Linked DNA regions of Homo sapiens: region 2 is linked to region 1. The links are chromatin contacts, found by Hi-C or POLR2A ChIA-PET in ENCODE. All regions are on one chromosome and are shown on one strand. Each heading gives the region's core, a stretch centred on a gene start or an enhancer-like site at or near the end of the contact. The rest is flanking DNA. Distances are from core to core; before and after follow the strand shown. Region 1 overlaps MAD1L1 (mitotic arrest deficient 1 like 1). Region 2 overlaps MAD1L1 (mitotic arrest deficient 1 like 1).

Region 1 (7,222 bases), core at 830-3,329:
CCAGAGGCAGTGGTGCCTGGGGAGGACTGAAGTCCGTGTGGGGCCGGGGCAGGGGACGCCTTCCAAGATGCCAGGCTGCGCAGTGGGACAGCGCAGTCCCAGAAGCCAGCACAGGGCAAGGTAGACAGACTAGAAGAGGAAAGGAGAGCCAGCCGCATCTCTACACTCGCGTCCTGCGAGCCAGCAGGCGCTCTTCTGGTTTGCTGGTGAAGCCAGACTGGGTCCACCGTTGTGGACATGAAGAGTCCTCGGGCGAGCGGGGTCCAACAGCAGAAATTGGGGTGTTATGTGTTGACCCTCAGGGTGGAGGTGGCCCCACTTGGACCTCCAGCAGCTGGAGACCCAGGGCAACAGGGGCTTGTTCATCACTGCCCCGGTGAGCTAACCTCCGGTTTGTGAGGATGGTGCCGTCGGCCTGGTGTGGCATTGTGGCCCCGGCATGACCTCGTGGCCCCGTCTTGGCATGTGGCTGCTTCAGGAAGGGTGGAGGGGGCGGTGGCTGTGGGAGATGAGGACAGGCAGAGACGGGCCCCACCTGGGACTGCTGTGGTCTGGAACGGGCGTCTAAACTGCCTGCAGTCTGCAGCCTCTGCGTGTCTTTATGGAACCGAGAACCAACTTTGATTTGTATAAAAGCTGTACCCAGTGCGGCCTACGCATGTCCGTCAGCGTCTCACAGCGGTGAGCCGCTGCCTGTCTGATTCAGCCTTAGCCCGGCTCTTCCTCCTCCTTCTGCACAACCCGCCCGTCTTCACAGCCTGCGCTGCACGGGGGCACCGTGCCGGGCTTGCTCTGCGTTCCTTGTGGATTTCCTGCTTCTCAGATCACAGTCATCCATTTCTACACTCTTGAAACTCTCAAACCTTTGAATAATAAAAACACACCAAGTCTTTAAGCTATCAGAAATGTACTTCTTCGCTTTTGTATAATTCTGTATACTTTGAATAATTCACAGAGGTGTTTAATGCATTATACGAATTCCATAGGTTTCTAAAATGATTAGGTATTAATAAAGGTGTACCATGAACAGTTATCACTTAACATATCACTCGTTACATCAACATTTACAAATTAAGAGGCAGCGTTTTCCCCGGATCCCTGCGTGTGCTGTAGTTGAAGCGAATCTTAGGAAGACTAACTGCAGCGGAACCTTGGGGCACCCTCCACAGTGTTTTCTGTTGAGAGTGTCGAAAATCCAAAAGAGGGAAGCAAGCCACTCGTCATCTTCCCGCGAAAGGTGGCCGCTGTCCTGCTTCGCCGTGTTTCCTTTCGGTGTTTCATACGTAGGCACATGCCTAGGCATGTTCATTTACACCTGGGAACTCGGGATCCTGGGGTTCCATTGTGTGTGCTCCTGTGTCACTTTTTAAAAACACCGTCAGCAAGTAGCATCTTGACCACTGTAAGCCCTGCATGGGCTTCTGAAGCGCAGCCCTGCCCAATGTCCTCAGGTTTGCTGGACACCAGGTCCATCCCCGTCATACCCTCGAGCATGGGCCCTGCCGCTCTTCCTGCTCGAGCCAGCATCTCAGCTCCCCCGGCCCTCATCCGCCCGCCCAGGATCCCAGCCATGGCAGGATGTTGAGACCAGAAGGCTTGGGCTGGCCTCAGCTTGCCAGTGGCCGGACTTTCAGCCCCCATGGCCTGGGCAGGAACCCCTGCCCTCCTTTCCGCCTTGGAGCCCTCTCAGCCCCCAGGCTCCTGAGGTCAGGGAGAGGCAGGAAGGGGGCCCCAGGAGGAGGAGGCAGGCGGACAGAGAGCCCAGGAGCTGGCCAGCTCCCCAGCCCTGCTCGCCCCAGGCCTAAAGGACACACAGCGTACGGGAGGCCGGGCTCGCCCTGAGGAGCCGTGGTTCCTGCAGGGGTCTGGCCTGGGCCCCGCAGCTCTTGCCAGGCATCCTGCCCGCCTTCCTAGACTCTTGTGATCTGGAGCCTTGGCGCCTCCCCAGGCCGCCCCCTCACTGCCCATCCTCCAGCCCTTGCTGTCCCTTCTTTCCAGTGGCAGGCCTGGCCTGACCTGACCTTCTGGACCACGGCCTGTCCTGGCCCAAGGCCCGTGTGAATGTGACTTTGCAGGTCCTGAGGGCTGGATGTGCTGGGTCAGAAGCCATGGAGCTGAGGCAGCCGCCTCCGGAAGGACAGACGGTCCACTGGCCCAGTGCTCCACCAGCAAGGCCTGGTGCCCGCAGAGGCCCCGCTCCCCACCCTTCCGGCCACCCACCATGCCTGCTCTGGGCCGTGTTCCGGGGGCTGGCTCAGGTGGACAGTGTCAGGGAACGAGGTTGCTTTTAGCTTACCCACTTTCCCCATGTGTGACATGCACTGTGTTTTCATGCTTGAAGCTCACAGGATCAGGGAGATTAAGTAAAGTATGGAAGGGCTTTACAAGTTGATGTTTGCAGGCGGGGCTGAGAGCTGCGGGGTGGGCCTGGCATGGGGAGCTCTGGGCAACCCAGGCAGGGGGCTGACTCTAGGTGAGCTTGTGGGCTGGTGCCCAAGTGCAGCTGTTGCCAGGGGGGTGCTGGCTGGGCCTCTGCCTCATCTGTAAAGCAGGTACAGTTACGTCTGACCCACAGGAGTAAGTGGGGCCATGTTCCTGGCACATCCATCATGGTTGCCAAGACCCCACCTTGGTCCATCGGTTTCATTTCTGAGCAGTGAAGTCCCCGCAGGAAGAAGCTGCCAACTTGTGTCTGCGGTTTTCCCTGGAACCCCAGCATCAAGGCCCACCTGCTCCATCCTCTTCACCTGGGCCCAGCTCGCTTGTAGACACCTTCTCCAGGAAGCCCTCCTGGGTTCCCCAGATGTGGGACCCTTCTTCCGCTGGCTTCCCTCCTAGGACACGTGCCACCTTGTGTTTTTCCTGACAGGCGAGTCTGCCGGAGGTTTTATCCTGTTGGGTTCGTTGTCCCTTGAGGGTCCCCAGGGGGCCTAAGTGTGCCCCTCCTGTGTTTCTCCCCCACTGCTGGGTGCCTGGTTCTTAAAGATGCTTCTTGCTCCATTTCTCCCTAGGCTTCTTTTCACAGCCTCTTTCCCCCAGCCTCACCCAACCCCCACCCTCTACTCCTGCTCTTCCTCCTCCCTCTCCCACTCCTCCTCCAGACTCTGTCCTGCCCAGCTGATGTGCCCTGCTAGCAGCTGTGCCTAGCACCCCGCTCGCCCCCTCCCCTCTTTGGAGGGCTGGGGCCTCCCAGACCTTCCTGCGCCCCATCTGGTTGATGTGGAGGGATCGCCTGCTGGATATGGGCCTTTAGAGCATGTTCATGAGGGCTGACACTGGGCATGCAGCCTCACCTCCCCAAGTTTCAGTCTCCTCACCTGTGGAGTAGAAGTAACTGTGGCTCACTTCGGAGGCTGCAAGAGGCAAGTCTCATAAGTGCCACCTGTGGAGCTGGGGAGGGGTCATGTTGCACCGGGATCCCTGTTGGCTGGTTCAGCTCCAGCCCACGGTGCACCCGTGCTTCTCCCAGAGCTGTGACTAGCTCTGCCGGCCCTGTGTGTCCTGGTCCCTGCAGACCTTCTGGAGGGCCTGCAACATTTAGGGAGCTTTCAAAGGCTCCCTGTAAGCCGACTCTTCCCAAGTCCTCCTCCGAGCTGCCCTTCACTGGGTGAGGCCGTTGGCCTCCTGAGAAATCCTCCCCCTTGGGTTCCAAGAAGACAGCGCTAGAGCTGCCAAGTCTTCTGGCAGGAGCTCTGACCAGGAGATCAGCATCAGTCCTGCCCCATCCACCTGTCATTCCTGCCTCCTTTGTATCCAGGACACCAAGCTTGGTGACAGGAGAGGCACTTGTACTGTTCGCAGCAGCTCCACGCCCCCAGCTCAGGGCCTGGCTTATGGAGAGGGCAGTCTAGGGCTCTGCCAGACAGACAGAAAAACAGGTTTCAGTGGAGCAAAAGGGAAGAGACAAACAGTGAACAGACAACAGCCAACCTGTAGGGCCAGGGCTCATGTTGGCACCTCTGCCTGCAGATGGTCACTGACTCCTTGGGGCCATGCAGCGGTGGCCCTGGTCTCCACTGTCCAGAGGAGAGATAAGAGACACTGTGGAGTCACCTTGTCCCGGGCAGCTCCTGACCCTGGTGTGCAGCCTTGGCCAGGCCACTGCACTCCTGTGAGACTCAGTTTCCCCATCTGTCATGAGGAATGTGGTCTGGGTGCTCCCTGGGGGCCCTGACCCTGGCCTCCTGGCTTCAGAAAGGCATCCTCAGGGGGCTGAGCATCACTAGGTGTGCCCAGGAGGGTCTTCCCTGAGCTACCCTCCTGAGATAGGGCCACGGAGGGCAGAGGCCAGTGTGGGAGGGCAGGGAGAGCAGGGAGACAGGCCCCCTGCCCCACCCACTCCACCTGGGGGCTGGCATACGTGGCTCCCGTGCTCCTGAAAGATCTCGCCAAACCCCAGCCTCCTGGCCATGTCATTTATTTTATCAGATTTTCCCCCAAATGATTCTTCAGGCAGAAAGGGGGCTGCAGACAGAGTTAGAAATAGCCGAAGCCGTTTCCAGTCAAGCGGGTTCCACAGATGTGTGCTGGGATAATTGAGGGTTTGCCGCACAGTCCCCCGCCACTCTGCTTCCCATCCCAGCCAGGACTTCCCATCCCAGCCAGGACTTCCCATCCCAGCCGGGACCAAACCTCTTGTTGCCGCGTGGGTGGAGGGAGCTGGCTGCCTGGGCTGCCGTTTGGGGGAAAGGCAGGCAAATCTCAGCTCCAGCTCTTCCCAGCGGGAACCTGCTGCCTCTGCTCCTCTCCCTCCTGAGAGGGGATAGAGATTCCAGAGTCCCTAGAGCTTCCTGGGAAGGCCATACTCTGCCTGGGCCTGGAGCGGGGAGGCTCAGCTCCTGGTCTCTCCATCCCGGCTGCACTCCTCCCAGTGGTTCTCACGGAATTTTCCCCACCTCCCTTTTCCCCTCTTCTCAAAACCCAGGGAAGGAAGCCTTCTGTTACGAGAGGGAGAAAATCAGTGGTAAGAAGAAGTGGAGTGACCAGGCCGGGGACACAGAGCAAATGCAGTTTGGGGCAAAACCGTGAGCTTCTGGGATCTGGGAGACACACTGGTTCCAGCAGGCTCCTCATTCCTTGCTGTCCAGGGCCTTCCCCGGCTCAGAGGCCTGCAGGGTGGGCGTCAGGGCCAGAGGCGTGGACGGCACAGATTCCGGAACTGCACAAACATGTGGCGATGTCGACCTACCGGGTTTGTCATATGGATGAGGGGGAAAGGTATACAGGTCCAGCCTCCCCGATTCGAAAACCTGAAGTCGGGAATGTTCCAAAATCCACAGCTTTTTTTATTGTGGGTCTGTCACTCAAAGGAAATGCTTAATGGAGCGTTTCCGATACCAGATTTTCAGATTAGGGATGAATATTTGCATGAGATGCTTACTCAACCAGTAAGCACGTAATACAGATATTCTGACAACCTGAAAATCTGGAAATCCCAGACACTTGGTCCCAAGCGTTTCCAATAAGGGATACTCAGCACTCACCTGTGTGTATATGTGTAAGTCTAGTACGGTCTCGCTTTGCCAGATGACAGGGATGCATGCTGAGGAACGTGCTGGTGGGCAGTGTTGTCTTTGCGGGAACTTCCTAGAATGACTTGTACGAGCCTGGGCCGTGCAGCCTCCCGCACCCTTGGGCCGCATGGTTTAGCCGGCTGCTGCCAAGCTGCAAAAGTGTGCAGTGCGTGACTGTGCTGAATGCAGTAGACCACCGTGGCGCAGTGCTAAGCATCTGCGTGTCTGTACGTGTTTAAATATGGAAAAGGTGCCATAAACATGATGTATGAAGGGTGGAAGACGGTGCACCTGCGTAGGGTGCTCACCGTGAACGGAGCTCGCAGGGCTGGCGGGTGCTCTGGGCGAGCTGGTGAATGAGGGTGAGTGAGTGTGAAGGCCTAGGACATGAGTGTGCACAACTGGAGACTATAAATGCCGTACCACTTAGGCTACACTCAACTATTAAAAATACTGTTCTTTTCTTCAATAATAAATGAATGGCTGGGCACAGTGGCCTGTGCCTATAATCCTAACATTTGGGGAGGCTGAAGTGGGGGGATCGCTTGAGCCCAGGAGTTCAAAACCAGCCTTGGCAACATAGCAAGACCCTGTGTCTACAAAATATTTAAAACTTAGCCAGGCGTGGTGGCGCCTGCTTATCGTCCCAGCTACTCCAGAGGCTGAGGCGGGAGAATTACTTGAGCCCCAGGAGTTAGAGGCTGCGGTGAAAACTATGATCGCGCCACCGCACTCTAGCCTGGGTGACAGAGTGAGATCCCATCTCTAATAATAATAAGAATAAAGTTTGTTGTAACTTTTTGAGTTTATAAACTTTTTAATTTTATTTATTTATTTGAGACAGAGTCTTGTTCTGTCACCAGGCTGGAGTGCAGTGGCGCGATTTCGGCTCACTGCAACCTCTGCCTCCCTGGTTCAAGCGATTCTCCTCCCTCAGCCTCCTGAGTACCTGGCATTACAGGGGTGCGCCACCACACCCAGCTAATTTTTTTGTACTTTTAGTAGAGACGGGGTTTCACCATGTTGGCCAGGATGGTCTCAATCTCCTGACCTGGTGATCCTCCCTCCTCGGCCTCCTAAAGTGCTGGGATTACAGGCGTGAGCCACCGCACCCAGCCTATTAAAATTTGTTTTGTATAACACTTAGCTTAAAGCACAAGCACATCCTACAGCTATAGAAAAATGTTTTTGTATAGCAGCCTTCCTGGGAAGAAGAAATAGCCCCGCACCCCTCGTCCTTGTGCTGGCCCGGGGTGTCGCTTCTGTGCACCCTTTTTTCCCCTCTGCCCATCCTTGCTGCCCCTGCCGGACCTCAGCAGGGGAAGGGGAGGTGGCGCAGAGCCCGCTTTCTGGCGTCTGTCTGATCCCGCCGAGGTCCCGCACAGAGCCCGCTGCTGGCGTCTGTCTGATCTTGCTGGGGTCCCGCATTCTCACTGTTGCATGGACTGTGGAAATCCCAGACAGGAAGGCTGTGCACCTCCCCAGGAAAAATGAGAACATGGGCGTCAGACAGGGTCCAGACTCCTCTACCACAGCAGGTTGGCCCTGGGAAATGACTTCTGGCCTCAGCTCCCCAAGGACAAAGTGGGGCCCGTGAGCACCCCTTCTCAGGTGCTGAGCGATGGAGAGCTGATAAAACAGCACAGGTGGCCTTGGTTTCGGGGCTCCCTCCTCCTCTCCCCGACATACCTGTAGTGGCCGGCACAGCC
Region 2 (7,222 bases), core at 3,430-5,929, 110 kb before region 1:
GCTGACGCGGCGCATGCGGGAGGCTGAGGATATGGTGCAGAAGGTGCACAGCCACAGCGCCGAGATGGAGGTGAGGGGCCGCGGGCGTGGGGCTCACGTCGCCAGGTGGGGCTTCTTCCCGGTGGGCCTTGGCAGAGCCTGCGGCGGGGAGGTGGAGGTCTGGACCCCGCCTCCCCAGTTCCCGGCTGGCAGGTGTCTGTCAGGGAGGGTGTCCACGGGCTGCTTCCTCTGCATGTGGATCCACGTTAATTCTCACGATGGCACCTGCAGCATCCTCCGCTGTCAGGGTGTCTCAGGTGGTCCCAGCCTGCAAGCGGATGACAGAGGGACAGTGCCCCTTTGACTGGTTAGGACCGCCTCATGATGCCTGCCAAAGGGGCACTCAAGGTCCTTCCCCTGTGAGGGGCATCTGCCAAGGAGACCTGGTCTCCGGGTGCTCAGAGTTGTTGCCAGGGCTCTAGTCCCCGCTGCTGGGGAGGCTCTGCTGGGGCCTGACGGGCAGGGTGTGAGGCCCAGGGCGCCCAGCTCCCTGTGGAACTGGGAGAGGTGTTCCTCCTTGTTGCAGCCTCCAGGCTGCATCCCTCTCCTGGCTCCAGGGTTCTCCCAGGAGAGGTGGCCTCAGCCTTGGCTTCTGCCTTTTCCCTGCCCCATGGGCCACCGTGACGCTCCGTGCCCTTGTCTAGCTCTGAGCAGCTCTCACCTGTGCAGTGGGAAGAAGGAGCTGGGTATCGCAGGGCCTGGGCGGAGGCCACGTCCACACTCCCCATCCACACTTCTCATCTACACTGGGGCCGGGGGCTCCTAGCACACCGTTCCCAGCCTGGAGCTTGAAAGGCCCGTGTTCTCCTCTCAGGATTTGCACCACTTCTCCGTGGGCACAGTGCAGCCCCGCCTGGGCGTGGTGGGATACCTGCCAGGGTCTTCTGGCCTCGCTGGCACACGCCGCCGCCGGGTGCCTTACCATTCTGCTCTGCCTGGCCCTTTACCTGACTGCTCAGTCTCATTGTCACCGTATCCTATGGAGTGGGTGCCGTTGTGATCCGAATTTCGCTCACGAGGAAACCCAGGCCTGGGGGCGTCAAGGGACATGCCCAGGTCACCGAGCTGGTGTGTGACACCGCCAGGCCACATCTCAGAGGGCCTGGGCCTGTGGTGTCTGCGAGCACAGCTGAACAGCCGAGCTCTGTGAGCTCTTTGGTCTCAAGGGTCACTGTGTCTGGGCTGGGCCTTGATGGTGGAGACTGCGGTGAGATGGAGATGCAGATGATGGCATCGGTGTGGCCTGTTGCCCTGTTGTAGGCTGCTGTGTCCTTTCCTCATTCAGCCAGTGACCAGCTGGAAGATGACCTGGGTCCCCCGATGGAGAGCCAGCCTCACAGGCGTGACCACAGCCACCTTCCAGCCGGGCTGCTGAGCACACACAGCAGGCTGGGCCGTGTGCCAGGGAAAGTCTGACAGAGCCTCTGGCCCCTGGAGCCGAGCTGCTGGGTAGGGGAGACATTTAATGAACAAACATAATTCATGTGGGATGTTAGGAGGAGCTGAATTTCTGGAGAAAGGATTGTAATGGAGGGTCTCAGGGAGCTGCGCTGCATGGGCGTCCCAGCAGCTGTTCAGGGAAGATGGGAGAAGGAGGTCGCCAAACTACATCTAGAAAGCTGCTTGGCAGATGGTTCAGTGGTTTAGAGGGGGCGTGGGCACAGAGGCTCAGGCACTGGGGATGGCACTTGGCGAGAATGACAGGTCCCAGCCCAGGAGGCCCCAGGCCCAGGGCCCACATGCACTCGCTACCCCTTGCTCACATGGAGGCCACGCCGAAGGGCCCTGGAACTATGCCGTGTCCCCACCTATGGGTGAGCCCTCAACCACCACCACGCTTGACAAGAGTGAACCCTGGGTGTGAGACCACCCTCAGGCACTGGTACTGCCCCCTGGTGTGTTCTTCTGATGCCCTGCCCCCTCTGTCCATCCTCCTTCCTCCCGCTCCTGGCTTTCCTTTCTGTGTCTAGCCATCCCGTGCGTGCAGGGCCTGCTGCGGAGGGCTGCACACTGACCTTCAGTCGTCACGGGAAAGGCTAGCTCCGGCTGTACCTGGGAGCTGTCGTAAACCTAAGTGCGTTAATAGCCATCTCATTGCAACACCCTTGGCTCCCTGTGAAGCATTAATGAAGAGAGATTTGCGGGGAGGGTCTCTGACCCCTTCTGCCGTCCCTGGCGTTTTCCACGTTGAGCGATTTCTCCAGCCTGTGCTTGCCCTCTGCACTGTGATTGGCTCGTCACGGGCCTGGCCGTGGGCACATCCAGAGTCCTGGGTTCTGGTGTTTTGTGTGTTAAGGCGATCAGGGCTGTCAGGGACCTCAGGACTCATTGACCAGATGCTGGCACTGTTTGGGCACCGTGCTTGCCCCCTTGCCGGGCAGCTTGGAGCCTCAGCCCTCACCCTGCTAGTGGGATGTATGTTGCGGACCTTGCCCCTCCCTTCCCATGGTGGGGTGTGGGGGCAGGTTACTCCCCTTCCTGTCTGTCTCCTGGGGTTTCAGGAGAATTAGGCACATAGAAGAGTTGGGCCCAGCAGGGCTAGAGCAGGGTCAGACTCCACCAGCACTGACTAGTCCTCACTGTGGGAGTTCACACGGCTGGTCCTCCCTGAGCCCTCACAGCCTCCTCTGCCCATCCCCCTGGGTACCCTCCAGAAGCAGGCCAGCACCTGCAGTCTCCCCCCAGGACCCCGCTGCACTGGCCTGTCTGTGTTGATGGAGACAGCCACGGTATCGGCTGCTGGCACAGATTCCAGAGAGGTCTTCCAGGCCCCTGGCTGTTCCCTGAGCCTGTGCAGGTGCCACTGCCCTCTGGGGTCTGTGGAGCAGCCACCACCACATCCTGCATGACAGCGTGACCTGATGCCTTGCCTCATCAGAGGGGGCACCTCCGCGTCAGCTCTTTCCTCCCAGGAGCCTGGGAGAGGTGTCCCTGCCTTTCTGCCTCAGCGGGACCAGGTCACCTGCGGAGCCTGTGCCCTGCCTTTCCCTGAAGTGACAGTCGGGTGGGAGGCTGGGGGTGCCGCCAGCTCCTGGGCTGGGTTCCTGCCTCAGGGGAGCATCTGCTGGGGGCTCCCCACCTCCTCATGGATGTGGCGCAAGTTCGGGAGAACGTGGCCCCAACTCTGGGAACTAAGCATGTTTGCAAGGTGAAGGCGGGGGCCCAGCAGGAGTGCTATGCTCCAGGGAAGGTTGGGGCGCGGCTGCACATGAAGTGTGGCAAGGGTGGCTGCACCCTCTGTGCACAGGGAGCCCCTGGGGCAGGGACGCCAGCCCAAGCCAGGGATGCCCCCGTGGAGGGCCAAGGGGCTGCTCTGGAGACCCTGCACATGCCGCGTGTCTCTGGCTGTTGGTTTCTGTGAAGGGCCCGTCTCCTCTTCTCCTCACGGTCGGGGGGTGGGGGGCCGCCATCGCCCCAGCCGGGGAGGGCTCCTGACCCCACAGAGCCCAGGTGCTCCCCCCGAACCCCCTGCCTCCCTCTCTCCCTGCTACCTCCACCCGGTTTTTCTTTTCTTTCTGTTTCCCGTCTCCTTTTCCCTTCTTGATTTTCTTTCTGTCCTCTGCACGCATGTCTGATAGTTCCTGTCTCCATCTTTCCCTCTCCCTTGGCCTCTGTTCACCCCTCTGTCCCCCACTCACACTCCTATGTCTTCTGACCTCGGGCCTCGCAAGCCTTCCCTGGAAGCTTGCCCGGCCCTGCGCATGCCCCTGGGGAAGGCGCCTCTCGGGGCAGGTGAGGATCTGCTACCTGACCGCCAGGTGGGCTCGGGGTAGTCGCCAGCGGGAGGATGCAGCATCGCTCTGAGAGTGGTTCCCTTCCACCCACCCGTTAGCTAAACCAGACACCAGTCTGTTCTCATCTGGACCATGTTTTCATTCTAGCAGAGACGTTGCAGGAAAACAGTGTTGAGTTGGGAGAACCCCAGACCCGTCTGGTGAAGTTTTGCCGTCTTGCACGGTGTTATTTATTCCATTTAATAAAGCGGCTGCGGGAGCCCGTAGCATGTGTCAGGAGTCCTCTGTGGATAGAGCTATAAATACGCAGTGCACGCCACCTTGATTCAACACATTGGCCTGATTTGTGTTTCCGATTTATTTAATTAAAAGCGATTACTGCGCTGCTGGCCGTGTGGAGGTGTGTGGAGAATCCCCGTTTCAGGTTGCAGGGACTCTGAAATAGTTCCTAACGATTTAGGCAGAAGTGGCCGTCACGGTGTTTCCGTCTTCCCTTCCTCCCCGTGACCTCCCAGAGGCTCGGGCAGCTCTGCGGGTGCTGTCACTTGGCTGCCGTGGGTGGTTTGGCTCCAGGAGGGCTGGGGAGAGCCTGATCTTCAGGGCCTCGGGTTGTTCACCAGGCCCAATACTTGTGAGTGTGTTGGTGATGTTTCCCTCATTGAAAGAACTTGAGATGACTGTACTGTACGAAGCAGAGATAAAGCCAAAAAAAAAAAAAAAAAAAAAAACCTGTTAAAAATCATGCAGTGAAGAAAAGTGGGCCAAGGGGTTTATGGAAACCACCCTGGAGTCTGGGCTGTGGGAGCCTCTGCTGTGTGGCCACAGGTCCTCAGTGGGAATCGCGAGGTGCTGGCTCCATTCCCAGAACGGGGCGTCTGTGCAGTACAGAACTGCGCTGAGCCGGGCTCCCCGTGACACGCCGGTGCCACCCCCGGCAGCACACACTTAGAGCACCGCTGCCCAGCACAGGAGCTGACGTTGCTGGGCGTGAGGAATAAGCCCAGGGCAGGCTCTGTCCTCTCCACCATGGGAGGACCTGCTGCCACCCTCAGAGCATCCCCCAGGGCCTGGGCGTCCACCCCCTAGCCTTCCTTGCATCAGGGGCTGCAGTGGAGCCCCTGACCGTGCACTGACTGCCTGTTGTGTGCTCTGTGGCCAGCGCTGGGCTCACAGTCATCCTCAGACCTCCACCCACAGGGAGAGCTTCTGTGTACAGCCTCACCCAGGGGCAGGTGCTGGGGCTGTGGCCTGGTTAGCCCTGTGGGGACCCTGTGGTGTGCCGCCTCCTGCTTCTTCACGTTGTGTCACAAGCCACTTGGAGACCTGGCCAGGAAGGTGGAGGCCTGAGCTTCCGTCCCATCCTTTTCCACGTGACCGTGACCATGACCACCGGTGGGGCTGCCTTCCCCTAGCTCCAGCCTTTGTACCGTGTGTGGGGTCTGTGCCTGGTGCCCTCTGGTCCTCCTCAGTCCGGCTGTCCTGTGGCTGCTGGGGTCTGTGGCTGCCTGTCCTAGCCATTTTCTGCCATGTCCTGGCTGGCAGGAGTGTTGGATCACAGGCAGCAACTTCTCACCTCAGGATAAAAATAGCCCGGCTGAGGCCTCTGTGCAGCACCTCGGTGGTGCCAAGGGCGCCAGGGCCCGGGGCTCGTGTCTCAGCACACGTAGCCACCCGGGACACGTGGTCCCACCCGGAAAGAGCTGTGTGTGACCCTTCAGCTGCTTGGGTGGAGGCAGCTCCCTGGTCACTCGGTGCCAGGGTTGCGGGGCCGGGGCGTGGCTGCGCTGGGGGCCTGCTCGTACTGGTTTTCCCGCCATGTGATGAAACCCTCTCCCCACAGCCTCCGCACCCCTCAGTGCTCCCTGGTGTGTGCCCCTGAAGCCTGGCTCCGAGTGGGCTTGGCCTCTCCTGGGGAACCCGAGCACTGCGTCAGGTCGTTTGGGATGGAGCCGTGTTCCTTCCCACCTGAGCTTCCTGCGTGTCTGCGTCTGAGGCTGTTTGGGATGGAGCCGTGTTCCTTCCCCCCCTGAGCTTCCTGCGTGTCTGCGTCTGAGGCTGTTTGGGATGGAGCCGTGTTCCTTCCCACCTGAGCTTCCTGTGTGTCTGCACCCAGCCCGGGGTGGGCTGTGGAGGAGGGGCTGAGGCTGGGGAAGTGCCTGGCCTGCCTGCGAGCAGGCTTGGCATCTGGTGTTCCCAGCCGTCAGCCCAGCCCCCACCCCGGGCCTTGGGAAGCTCTCTCTCCATCCCACCATCTCCGCATCAGAACAGGCTGCACCCTACACTGCCTTGCGGAGCCAACCTGAGCTTGGGGAGCTCTTGTCTCAGAGGTGAGGACGCTGTGGCCAGGGCCTGGGGGCTCCACCCGGTCACCCAGAGAGTGAGAGGTGTCTGTGTCCCCCGAAGGTGACTGGGCAGCCCCACAGTCAGTGCTAAAGTGCACTGTCCAGGGTGTTTCCACAGGGGGTGCTCTGCCGCCCACCCACTGCCTCCATCACAGATGCGGTTTCCTGGAGGAACCCTACCGAGACCAGCCTGGAGTTGCGCTGTCTGAGGCCCTGCGGGAGCTGCTCTCCAGTGCACACACGGGCTGTGCCAGCTCCTCGCCCTTGTGAGTGTGGTTCTCCCCGAGCTCTGGGGATTCCATGTTTTAAAGGCAGCCTTATTGAAATATGATTTATACTCAGTAAAATCCCCCAGCTTTATCTGTATGATTTGATCCATGTTGACCGTCAGTTTCCTGCCACCCCTGGCTCGTAGAGACACCGGTCTGGGGCCTGTGACTGTTGTTTTGGGCTTTCTTGGAACTTCACGTAAACAGAGTCCTGCAGTTGCTGTGTCTGTCATCTCTGACTGAGCACAGAGCTTTTGAGACCCATCAACGTTGTATCAGCAGTTCATTTACTTTTATTACAAAATAATTCTCTATCCTGAGACTCTACCAAAATGGTCTCGTCTGTTCACCCACTGACCAATACCAGGGTGGTTTCCCATTCTTGCCAGCTGGGACAGAGCTGCTGTGAATATCTGCGTGCCAGACTTCCTGTGAATGCAGGTTTTCATTCCTTTGGGCTCTACATCCAGGAGTAGGATTGTGGGGTTTAACTTTTTTTGGCGGGGACAGTGTGGGGACAGAGTCTCGCTCAGTCGCCCGGGCTGGAATGTAGTGGCGTGATCTTGGCTCACTGCAGCCTCCGCTTGCCGGGTTCAAGTGATTCTCCTGCCTTGGTATCCTGAGTAGCTGGGACTACAGGCATGCACCACCACACCCAGCTAATTTTTGTATTTTTAGTAATTTCACCATGTTGGCCAGGCTGGTCTCAAACTCCTGACTTCAGGTGATCCACCCGCCTCGGCCTCCCAAAGTGCTGGGATTCCAGGCGTGAGCCACCGGGCCGGGCCCTAACTTCTTAAGACATTGCCAGGCTCTTCCCAGCGGCCATACCGTGGCA

What was found. A loop is a pair of places that touch in the nucleus more often than their neighbours do. ChIA-PET counts read pairs that join two places held with the same protein, here RNA polymerase II (POLR2A). Pooled maps may share reads with other maps.
Region 2: a loop to region 1 is called in a pooled map, with 2.6 times the contacts of the local background. The contact joins two enhancer-like sites. A Hi-C loop is called at or near these places in 3 of 50 pooled maps. POLR2A ChIA-PET finds 5 or more read pairs at or near these places in 3 of 52 experiments (H1, PC-3 and activated B cell).

Annotation. Positions count from the first base shown.
Region 1 is chr7:1,890,653-1,897,874 of GRCh38, reverse strand. The region is part of intron 18 of MAD1L1 (mitotic arrest deficient 1 like 1); the gene reads left to right. Among named protein-coding and RNA genes, the nearest start is that of MIR4655, 50 kb to the right of the region's middle. RefSeq lists enhancers at 6,500-7,000, 7,001-7,222. Within about 2 kb of position 2,079, at least 5 of the 41 ENCODE cell types and tissues checked have a DNase peak (open chromatin) inside an H3K27ac peak, as active enhancers do.
Region 2 is chr7:2,007,350-2,014,571 of GRCh38, reverse strand. It overlaps MAD1L1 (mitotic arrest deficient 1 like 1), which reads left to right. Exons shown (of 19, transcript NM_001013836.2): 13 at 1-70. Among named protein-coding and RNA genes, the nearest start is that of SNORA114, 78 kb to the left of the region's middle. Within about 2 kb of position 4,679, at least 5 of the 41 ENCODE cell types and tissues checked have a DNase peak (open chromatin) inside an H3K27ac peak, as active enhancers do.